3 separate regions of the Homo sapiens genome follow, and regions 1 and 3 are each linked to region 2. The links are chromatin contacts, found by Hi-C or POLR2A ChIA-PET in ENCODE. All regions are on one chromosome and are shown on one strand. The core of a region is the stretch at or near the end of the contact, and the rest is flanking DNA. Distances in the headings are between cores, read along the strand shown.

The links. Hi-C counts contacts between places; a loop is a spot of excess contacts on that map. ChIA-PET counts read pairs that join two places held with the same protein, here RNA polymerase II (POLR2A). Pooled maps may share reads with other maps.
Region 1: a map of OCI-LY7 shows a loop between it and region 2 (3-fold over the local background). The contact joins the enhancer-like site here to the promoter of BUB3 in region 2. A Hi-C loop is called at or near these places in 18 of 168 maps with a recorded cell type or tissue (B cell, CD4-positive, alpha-beta T cell, GM11168 and 13 more), 37 of 37 single-sample maps with no recorded cell type and 18 of 50 pooled maps. POLR2A ChIA-PET finds 5 or more read pairs at or near these places in 3 of 52 experiments (GM12878, MCF 10A and activated B cell).
Region 3: a loop to region 2 is called in a map of dorsolateral prefrontal cortex, with 2.6 times the contacts of the local background. The contact joins the enhancer-like site here to the promoter of BUB3 in region 2. A Hi-C loop is called at or near these places in 3 of 168 maps with a recorded cell type or tissue (dorsolateral prefrontal cortex and head of caudate nucleus) and 3 of 50 pooled maps. POLR2A ChIA-PET finds 5 or more read pairs at or near these places in 4 of 52 experiments (HEK293, MCF 10A, PC-3 and 1 more).

The regions. Positions count from the first base shown.
Region 1 is chr10:123,396,000-123,399,766 of GRCh38, forward strand. The region is part of intron 6 of LINC02641 (long intergenic non-protein coding RNA 2641); the gene reads left to right. Among named protein-coding and RNA genes, the nearest start is that of LINC02641, 50 kb to the left of the region's middle. RefSeq lists an enhancer at 2,086-2,395. Within about 2 kb of position 2,317, at least 2 of the 41 ENCODE cell types and tissues checked have a DNase peak (open chromatin) inside an H3K27ac peak, as active enhancers do; they include GM12878 and OCI-LY7, where a contact is called at or near this core.
Region 2 is chr10:123,152,565-123,156,101 of GRCh38, forward strand. BUB3 (BUB3 mitotic checkpoint protein) reads left to right here and starts at 1,838. Exons shown (of 8, transcript NM_004725.4): 1 at 1,838-1,921; 2 at 2,354-2,548; 3 at 3,094-3,163. The coding sequence starts at 2,354. RefSeq lists enhancers at 1,509-1,803, 1,523-1,692, 1,529-1,688, 2,419-2,488 and a cis regulatory region at 1,608.
Region 3 is chr10:123,307,711-123,311,330 of GRCh38, forward strand. No RefSeq gene overlaps it. Among named protein-coding and RNA genes, the nearest start is that of LINC02641, 38 kb to the right of the region's middle. Within about 2 kb of position 2,255, at least 2 of the 41 ENCODE cell types and tissues checked have a DNase peak (open chromatin) inside an H3K27ac peak, as active enhancers do; they include PC-3, where a contact is called at or near this core.

The sequences.
Region 1 (3,767 bases), core at 1,067-3,566, 240 kb after region 2:
ATCCTGATGGGGAAAACCAGGGCCATGGCTGAGACAATCAGGCTCTGATGGTCAAACTGAATGGCTGTGGACAGTCCACAGTGAGATGGCAGGTGTCTGCCTGGCAGGCGTCCAGGTGAAGGAGCAGTGACCAGGTCCGCCTGCGTTTGGGTTGGGCTTCTGGATGTGTTGTCCACATATGCAGGTGGAACACGGGACTGTTATGTGGCTTCCCTGTCAGACACCTGAGCTGGCTGCCTGCATTTATCTGGTTCGACACCAGGTACTTTTCGACACCAGGTACTTCCCCCAAACACAAAGCTAGGCTGTTAATGACAGCATAAAGATGGCACAGGATGTGCATAATCCAACTGAGGCTATTACAAGAAAGAAAATTTGGTGAAAGATGCCCAATGCATTGGGAAAGATGAAATGCCTCTTTCCATACATATGAGTTTTATCCAGCTAGAAATAGACTGTTTAAATAACTTTCTTAATTAAATAAAGAGGATATTTTAAAGTTAGATCTGGAAAACCCTCATACCTCCAGCGCATGGTTTCAATGAAATATCCCTTAACATGAAAATATAGACAGTTAGTTTTTTCTTCCAAAGTGAAATGCTGAGAGGCTTCCATTCCTGGTTTATTATGCTTTCTGTATCTCTGCTCATTTTTCACCAGTATTGCATTAAGTATTGATATTGATTTCTTGTAAATGGAACTGAAATAGATGGCCCACAGTTTTTGTTATTGTTCGGTGGCACTTGTATGTAATTTATTATGGCTGTAATGGAGGCTGCCCCTCGCTGCCACGGCTTAAATTAAATGTGCCACACTCTGGCCTCTGCTTGTCACCGGCATCTCTCATTTGATAGCAAAAATTATTATGTATAAAGTTTCTCTTTCCTTCTCACCCCTTCCATAAGAAACAATAACTGTGCCCTTTGTATTGTTTTGAAAGTTTGTGTTGATGACGTCCATCATTAGTGAAAAATATGAAAGTAGGAAGGGAGAGGACAATTTCCTCCTGGCAGCTGGGTTCTGTTTGGTTTCTGGGAGGCCTGGCAGACAGGAGACCTGGAGTCCTGGCCTGGTTTTACTTCAACTCAATGGAGTGACCTTGGGCTAGTCCCCTTCTCCTTCTGACTGTGGTTTTGTGAAGATGCATCCATGGCTCACGTATGTGCAGGGCTCCAATGACAGCCCCTGCAGTCCAGGGCCAGGGAGCTAAGGTGCCCTTTGTCTGTGTGTTTTCCCTGTAGGGAGTGCCCCAGGATAAGCTGGTGAGATGGCAGGGTGGCACCTGAGTGGGCTTGGGCACCAGGCTGTCATGGCTGAGGACATCTGAAGGCAAAATTGCCTGGGGACAAGCAGCTTTGGGTGTCCCATCCAAGGTGCAGTGCAGGTCCACAGAGAGGAGGCACATCTTGAAGCCAGAGAGTGGCCCCCTCCACAACAGGAAAGGGCAAAGCAAGGACAAGGGGAAAGTGTCCTGGCAAAAAAACAAAAACAAAAACAAAACAAAAAAAACACACAACCCAAAACTGGAAATTCTCTTTCTCTTTCAGTTGAACCTCTTGGCTGGGCCAGTACCCGAAAAGCCACACCGAATAATCTTGGGGAATAGCTGTGCGACCATCCTTTCCCAGCATGCTCAGGATTCTGCAAATGTCCTCTGCCTTCTCTAAGGCCCCCATCTCCCTTTCAGGGTTCTGTAGCGTGTGTTCAACTTCTGGCCTGTGTCTTTCACTGTGTCGGGGTATTTTTAGGGGGATAGAATAGGGTGAGAAGCAACAGGAACTATCATGACTGGGGGGAATAGGCAGGCCCAGTATTAACGTGGCGTGTGTGTGTGTGTGTGTGTGTGTGTGTGTGTGTGTGTGTGTGTATTTGTGTGAATGTGTGCATGTGTGTGTTTGTGTTTGTGCATAGCACCTCAAGTGTAGGCATCTTTATTCCCAAGACAGCCCTTGCCAAAGACAGGGTCAAGTCACATGCTCTTAGACCTGATAATTCTGCTTATGTGATTTTCACTTCAAATGATTTCCTGTTAGGCATAAAGGTTTCTACTAAAGAAAAATTTAAGGTCCTCACACAAGCCACTTCTGCTCCTCCACTTCTTAAAGAACCAAGTTAGATTTTAGTGCATTCAGCATGGGGCAAAACAGTGTCTATTAATTAGACTTTCATTTCTATTGACAATGGGGCCTACAGGCCTTGCACTGAGGTGGACACAGACCTTTTGTGGTGCCCTGTTGATCCTGGTTCTGCTCGTGGAAAATTAGGCCTGATTGCCCTATGAAGGCCCCTTCTCTAGTTTCCCTCTCTCACCTGCTAAGTCTCCATTCTTCCTCTAACTGCTTTAAATAGGTCAGCTGAGTTTCATTCTTACAGTCATCAGGCCTTTGGTGAAGGCATCTGTGCTCTTGCTGAAGTCTGCAACATTTCCCAACATGCAGGCCAAGGGCCCTTCTCTTTCGGTCTGACCACTTGTCTGTTCATGCATGCATGCTTTCATTCATTCAGAAAATGTGTCAAGAAAAGAGCACATGATTTGGAGGCAGACGTAATTCAGTGGTGTGCCGGAGTGGGATATTTCCAGCTTGCAAAAGCGGATTGCTAAATTTGTAAGTGTTTTGCAGCTGGTTTTTAAACATATATTAAAAATGAAATTGTAGAAAATTGCAATTAAATAAATTATATCAAAAACAGAAAATAAATACTCAAAACTCATCATTTTCTAATTATTTTATAACATTGTATTACCATCTGTATCAGAGGTTTCCAAAGTTTTTCTATGAAAGTGCAGATAGTAAGTATTTTAGGCTTTCTTGTCTCTGACACACTATTCAGGTCTGCTGTTTTAAGGTAAAAGGAGCCACAGACAATGCATCAAAGAATGGGCATGGCTGTACTCCTGTAAAACTATTTATAAACATGTAGCACTAGATTTGGCCCATAGCCCAGGTCAAGTTTGCCAACTCTTGATCTATGCTTTTGAGGTTATTTATGTCTGTAATATCCTTCTGGTGGAAATACTGTATAATGGTTGCTCCCCAACTCTGCCTTCCATGAGCTCATGCTGGCAGCTTGGAATCAGCCATGGTGGGAGTATTTACACCACAGAAATTGGCAAACACTAACAATCAGTTCTCTTTTCCCAGAGAACTGGCTAAACATTCACGGGGACACCACTGGGTGCGTCTGAGTCTTGACTCCGTGTTATATTAGCTCTGTGGCCTTAGGCACATGATTTACTTTCTGAGCTTTAGTTACCTTCAATAAAGGCAGAGACTGTGCCTATCCCAGAGCACTGGCAGGGGCTGAAGTGACACAATGTGACCTAACGCGTGTAAAGCACACAGCCATGGGGCCTGGTTTAAGGGGGATTCACAGTTGAGACAAGAACTGGCTCTGGCCTCAGGAATTCTCAGGGTCCCGGAGGGAGAAGGTATAGCTCAACCATAGAACGTAAAAGAAAGAATCATAACCTGCAGTGGAAAGATCTGATCAGCCACTCTCCAACCTGGGGACTTCTGACAGCTGATTCTTGGGCCTCAGAGCTATGGTTTCAATCTCAACCACGACCCTCCAGGCAAGCCCTCTGCAACCCAGCTCCTGCCTCCACTTCCCACTGCTGACCCGACCACACACCCCGAGACCCTTCGCCCTTCCTGATGCACAGTCACGCCCTACAGTCCTTGTTCCCACTACCCCCCTCTTCCTGCGCCTCCCGTCCCTGCCCTTGTCTCTGGACTCAGCTCACAGGCAGCCTCCCTCCGTAGCTT
Region 2 (3,537 bases), core at 588-3,087:
CACACACACACACACACACACACACACAACTTTGCATTTGGATTTAAATGTTCAGGACTCCATTGTTGCCAGATTTCCTGTCTCAAGACTATCAATTCATTTGAATAATCAGCAAAATCATCAGCCTCCTTTCAGCCTCTAAACTGGATTTAAAAGATTGACGTTTCTTAAAACTCAAATCGAGTCGGGCTGCAACTGCATGCCCAGAGGGACCTGAATCATACACACACTGGATAATGAAATACACTTAGATTTTATTAGTGGGTAATTCATGCTCAGAATCTTGGAACAATAATATAATTAAATAAACAACTGGGAGAAGGAACCAGATAAGTCAGGAGGTAAAATTATTTAGCTAAAGTTAGAATGGAAGTAAGGAACTGCATTTCAAAATTTTGAATTCAGCCATTAACTTGTGGAAAGAGAAGAGATAGAGAACCAAGTACCAGGACTGGCAAGGAAGGAGGGCAAGAGTCTTTCAGCAGTAATGTCATCAATGCAGTAGGCAGAAAGGTTGTTGTTGTATGTGTGTTTCTTGTGTCAGGAATCACAGAAAGAGGTGCATCCAATTCAGGGTGTGTGAATGCATAAAGATCATCAACACTTTCTCATTAATGTCCCTTAAAAGTTAATCACTTTAACCCCACAATTTTCTCTCACTTCACACAAAATCAAATAAAACGATATATATTTTTCTTTTACAAAAGGCAGTGAAAAAGCGGTTAAAGCATGGATTAAATTGAAATTTTTCAGTGAGCCTTTGACATTCAAGAATAACTCAGTCACTTCATTCTACTGATTAAGTATTGCTTTTCTTTCATGGAGATAAAATAATTTCTCATACTCAAGCAACCTTCTTGATCCTCATTTCTAGAGGATTCTAGAAAACAGCAAATGGAGCACACTGAGCCTGCAACTTTGGGGAGTGGCAGGACAGAGTGGAAGGGGAGAGGCTTGTAGCTGTCGTTTCAGGACCCTTCAAAAAAGAGCTCTAAAAGAAGTGGTGGGAGCTTTAACACATTGCAGAGTACTGTCTCCCAGGCTGTTCACCCTTCTGAAGGGGGGTTCCTGAAGGGCAAAGGCTGGTCTGATTACATGCATCTTTCCAGAGCCTCTCACCAGGCCTGGCGCCAGTGGAGGCTCAATAAATGTTTGTGGAAAGATGGGGTGGAGAGATAAAGCATAATATAAATATGAATGGGTTTCTTCAGCAGAACTTGAGACAATGGGAAATGGGAGACCCTGGTTTATAGGTGGAAATTCCCAAGAAATGAGAAAAAAAAAATCAAGGCAAAATAATGCAGTTGATAGAGCAAATATTTCCTCCTCTACATCAACTTTTGGTTAGCTTCACGGGCGTGTGCACGCCCAGGGATAGGGAGACAACTTTAGGACTATATAAGTATTGCCCAAAATGGGATTCTTGTGTTTCAGAGACTAACTTCAAGGGGAGGGCGCCATGGACAGAGCTGTAAAGATCTTTCCCGCTTTCTATGAAGAGGGCGGGCAGAGCGTCAGCCCCTAGAAAACTACATTTCCCAGAATGCCATACGCAGGCGGGAGAGGGCATGAACAGAGCCTTGGCGCGATGCTCCTTGGGAGGTGTAGTTTCCACGCGTCCAGCTCGAACGCTGATGCCCCAGCGCGGTGGTAAAATGAGCCCACGTGATCGGAAAAGCAGCGGTTTCCCTTTGAGCCGGAACAGGATGACTGGGTTGACCGATGCTGGGCAGCTGAGCGGACCAATCGGCCCCCTAGACTGAGACGTTGGCGTTTGAAATCAGCCAATGGCAGGTCTACACTGGAGCTTCCTCTCCGCCTCCTTCGCCTAGCCTGCGAGTGTTCTGAGGGAAGCAAGGAGGCGGCGGCGGCCGCAGCGAGTGGCGAGTAGTGGAAACGTTGCTTCTGAGGGGAGCCCAAGGTAGGGAGGCGAGGCGACGGTGTGCGGGAGCGGGCTCTCCAGGGACTTCCCGGGTCCGCAACTGGCAGGGCCGTTCGATTCGCAGGGGATCCCGTTTCGTTTCTGTTGTTTTCCCTTTATTTTTAGGAGTGCCCGGGGCGACGGGACCCCGGGAGAGGGGAAAGGGAACAGTCTGGGGTCCGGGCATCGCTGTGGGCCGGGCTGGGTTTAGGGGGACGGCGGTGCGGGCTGGGCCGGTTTGGGCGCGGCGGGGGCCGGATGATGGGGCGAGTCCGGACCTTGGCGGGCGAGTGCTCGGCGCAGGCGCAAGCGCAGAGTCTCCTCGCGGTCGTCCTCTCGGCCCCTCCCTCTGGGGGGACCCCCAGTGCCAGGCTGTCAGTGCGCAGCCCCAGCCCGCGGGACCCCTGGGGACTCTGGGCGCCTGTTCTGCAGATGACCGGTTCTAACGAGTTCAAGCTGAACCAGCCACCCGAGGATGGCATCTCCTCCGTGAAGTTCAGCCCCAACACCTCCCAGTTCCTGCTTGTCTCCTCCTGGGACACGTCCGTGCGTCTCTACGATGTGCCGGCCAACTCCATGCGGCTCAAGTACCAGCACACCGGCGCCGTCCTGGACTGCGCCTTCTACGTAGGTGCCCTCCCGCCCTGCTCCTGCCCTCTTACTGTGTTAACGATTCTCCACGTGAGGAGCGTTTCTTTTCCAGTGTTGGGTAGAGGCGTCTGTCGGTGGGGTTATTTGGACAGTTCTTTAGCTTTTCAGGAGCATCTGCCTTGAACCTGTACCGTTTTGGGTTGGAGACATGCAGACATTGGAAACTCCGTCTCCCCTTTTCTGTTACACGCTTGTGGAGTAACTCTAAACTTTCTGAAAATACGATCATTATATTTGCAACAATACTGTTTTGGCTGCCGTATTGAAAGGAACCGTTTAGGGGAAATGTATGTTTACCCTCAGCTAGCGTGTTGGCTAGGATAAAGCAGCCCTCCTTTAATTTCCAGACACAGGAGTTTAGTGACCACTTGCTTTTTTATGCTGTTTTTTGGTTTGTTTACCATGAATAGTTGAGCCCAGTGCATATCCCGAGCATAAACTGAACACTTGCTTGTAGAAATAAGAATGTTGAAACCCTTTCAAAAGTTCTAGTTTTTAAACGGTTCAAAACTATTTTATAGGATCCAACGCATGCCTGGAGTGGAGGACTAGATCATCAATTGAAAATGCATGATTTGAACACTGATCAAGGTAATGTGACCATATCTTTACCAGTTTGTTTTCTTGGCTAGTGTTCTTAAGTATAAATGTTTATGTAGGAAGAGTGGTTCCTAAATTGCTTAGTTACTAAGTTGCTTAAGTACAGGTGGCTTGAATTTAGGATTTTTTTAATTTAAATGATAACCATTAAGTTACTGATTACAGAATATTATGCATGTATTTTTGCAGTAAAGCCAGTTATGGTCGCCATTGTCAGTGTTTACATAAATTGACACTCAAGTATTTGGCCTTTATTTTGTCCTTAGAAGTGGGCTGGATCCCAGACTGGCCAGCGTTTCATTAGGATTTTCCACTACAATGCTGATGTTTTGAGAGTTCAGTTTTTAGAAGCTAATTTAGTTTTC
Region 3 (3,620 bases), core at 1,005-3,504, 160 kb after region 2:
AGAAGAAGGGAGAGAGGGAGGAAGAGGGGGGAGAAGGGGAGGCCAGAAGAGGGAGCGAGAAAGGGAGAGAAGAGAAATAAGAGGAAGAAGAGGAAGAAAAAGGAGGAGGAGGAGGAGGGGGAGACTGTTGTATACACATACACTGAACACTCTGTGATCTCCTAAAACTAAGTTCACTTCCCAATAGTTCAGTATTGAATTTTTTTTTAGTATTGAATTTTTTAACCAACTTTTTTTAAAATTACAAAAGTACTATATGGTCATTATAGAAAATGTGGAAAGTAGAGAAGTACAAAGAAGAAAATAAATGTTCCCCATAACCATCCATACCCAGATATAACTCCCGTTAATATTTATGTGCTTTCATTGTCTTTGTTTTATTTGTATCCATATCCATGAATCCAAATATAATAATACTGTACATCATATTCTGAAATTTTTCATTCACTATATTAAGAACATATTTCATATCATCAAATGTTCTTTTTCATCATAACACATCACTTAATGTGACTCCCTAGAATGTCCAACATAAAGAATTCCATAATTCACTCATTCTCTGATTTTAAAAAATTCCGTAGTTTATCTAACCATTCTTTATATGTTTAATCATTCATTTATTGTCTATTTAACTGTTCTCTATTTATCTAATATTTATGAACATTTTTGATCTTTTAAATAATGTCGTTATTAAAGTTATTAACAACCTTTGCCAATTTCATAAGTAAAGCTTAATTTCAATTTATTTTATTTCTAATAAAGTAGAAATTTTTCCCTGTTTTTTGCTTACTTTTATATAAGTCATATATAAAAATTATCTTATAAGTATATATATTATCTTATATATGTCATATATAAGTATTATATAAGTATTATCTTATATGTGTCATATATAAATATTATCTTATATATGTCATATATAAGTATTATATATAATCATCTCAAAGGAAATATATATTATTTATATATTATATATTATATATGAGAAATATAACATTAAATACGTATGTATATATGTGTATCTGTACACACATAATATATATTATTTATATATAATATATAAGAAAAACATATTTAATATATATACACACATATGTGTTTTCTTTGAGATGTGTGTATATATATATATTTTTTTGACTTAAGTACAGCCATCATTAACTGAGGGAACAGTGCCAGCACTGAGTGTTTTATGGGATGCGTTATTTCATTTAGACCTCACATTCACCCCATGAGTAGCCACTATGCTCCACATTTAGTGGGGGCTTCTGAGGCTTGGCGAGGTTGAGGACACTACCATGAGGTGCTCTGGTGAAGCATGTTGTACTGGAATGCCTGTTTCATCATTTTTCTACTTAGGTGCTGGCAGCTTTCTTTTTATTTTATTGGAGTTGTTTAATTTATTGGAATTGTCTGCATATTAAGTATTTAATTCATTGTCTTTGTACATATACCATAGAGTTTTAAGTGGAAGCTGTAGTGTCCCAGTGTTTCCCACAAAGAAGGAGAAAAGGCAAGCAACTCATTGCTTTCTCCATTTTGAGTTTGTTGGGTGGCTTACCTGCTTGTAGCCCTACTTCCCAGATTCTTTCCCTTCATCATCTCATGGTGTCTTCGCCATGTGCAAGGTGGGTGGAGTGACATTTACTCATTCGTTTGAGGAGACTGAAGCCTGCCCAGTGTCAGAGAGTTGGCGGGCAAGCCAATTAAAACACAACAACAACAAACAAAACCTTGGTTGAGGGTTTTGTTTTTTGGTTGTTGTTTTTTAAATCGGCTTGCCTGCCATGAGCAACAAGAACCAACCGAATCAAACCAAACTGGACAAAAACATCTCCAATGGTGAGTCAGTTGGTTTGAATTGGGGATAGGGCTGCCAGATAAAATACAGAATGCCCATTTAGAGTTAATTTCAGATAAACAACCAATACTAAAATGACTAAAAACAGCAAAAAATACTTTTGAACAGTCCCAGGCAATATTTGGGACATACTTACACTTAAAATTTTTTTGTCATTGCTTATCTGGGACCCTTGTATTTTTATGTGCTTGAGCTTACAGCCCTAAGTGGGGAAAGCCTGCTATGACTGAGAACGGAGTCAGAGGGACCGAAAGAGGAAAGACGAGCTGACTGGCCGAGTTCACTTTGTTTTTAAACTTTGCTCTCATTCTTTTTCATCCGGTTTGGGTACACTGAGTAATGCGAGGCTGAAGGCCTGGAACCTGACTGCCTCTGTTTGGATGCATGAGTGTGGGGTGTGGGTGGTGGTGGGAGGCCTTGCATTTCTGGAGCTGCCTAATGCTTCCTCATTCTTCTGGGTGTGGGGCCAGCAGTGGGAGGGATTGGTTACAACAGAAGCCAAGATATTATATGGTCTTCCTTTTAAATAACAGAACATACAAAATCCTACTTTCTTTTCTGAATAAAAAAGTAATAATGTGAGTAGGCAGGGAATGTGTCTGGCCAAAATACCAATTTATAATGATCATTGTGGAAAACTTCCGAATAAGAAAGAAGAAAATTCAGTCACTCAGAATCCCATCACCCAGAGAAAAGCACTGTTAGCATGTTAGCATTTCAGCATATTTCCTTCCAGTCTTTTTTCCCATGGTTCTTTTGTTCTTTTAACTGTAAAGTCTGGAATCCCAAGTCAAAGTGGCCCCCTTTTCAGAAGCATAGAGAATGTTGGGGTTCGAGCGGGAGCTCAGTGATATTAAAGTGCTGTCAGCTGGCCCAAGCTCTCCTAGGATATCTGGAAGGGTTCTCACTTTTTGGCCCTCATTGGGGATTGCACCAGGCTCTCTTAATGGCCTATAAACTGTGTTAGGAGTCTTTTGCAAACACAATTTAATTGGGAATTCTAACATATGTAACAGATAAAAAAGGGCATTTTGGCAGTCTAAATCTAATTTAGAAGTTCAAATGAATGATGTTTTAAAATCAATCAATGAGAACCATAAGACTGTTTTGAATTTGGGTTTATGAGTTACACTTGCAGCCTATAACAGCCTCAGCATCCAATTCAGGTAAGAGTATTATTTTTATAGCAGTGAACCAATTATGCTTGCAAATGGTAATTTTAAAAAGTAGCTTACTTTGAAATGTAAGGATATTCATTAATTAAACAGTAATAAGGGAGAAAATTATTCTGATGTGTGGTCTTTAAAATTTTTTTTTCCTGTTTCTTTTTTTGGTCTGTGACAGATCAGAAAAACTGTGCTCAAAAACAAGTTGCAATACCAGATAATGCATTGGGTGTGTCTCCATTGTGTTCAATTTTGGAAGGCATATCATTATGATAAAAATTATGTACAGTAAATAATTAATTTGAATTAAATATTTGAAGACCCCATGAGTGCCCAGAACAGCCCCAGAATTCTAGAGAAAAGCTTGGGGGAAGCCTGCCCCTGTCCGTGGCTCTCTGGACAACAAGATTGTGTTGGGCTGACCAATGCCCAATTCAAAATTGTTGGTCATCTTGGGATCAAGAGGCTCTTGCTGGAGGCTGAGCCCATGATATGCTCTTACACCACCACTGCTGGCCCCCAGCGTGGATGCATGTGCTTCCACAGAAGACCGTAGATATTCAACGGTTATCTTTTCTTCACTCTGGGATAGTAAT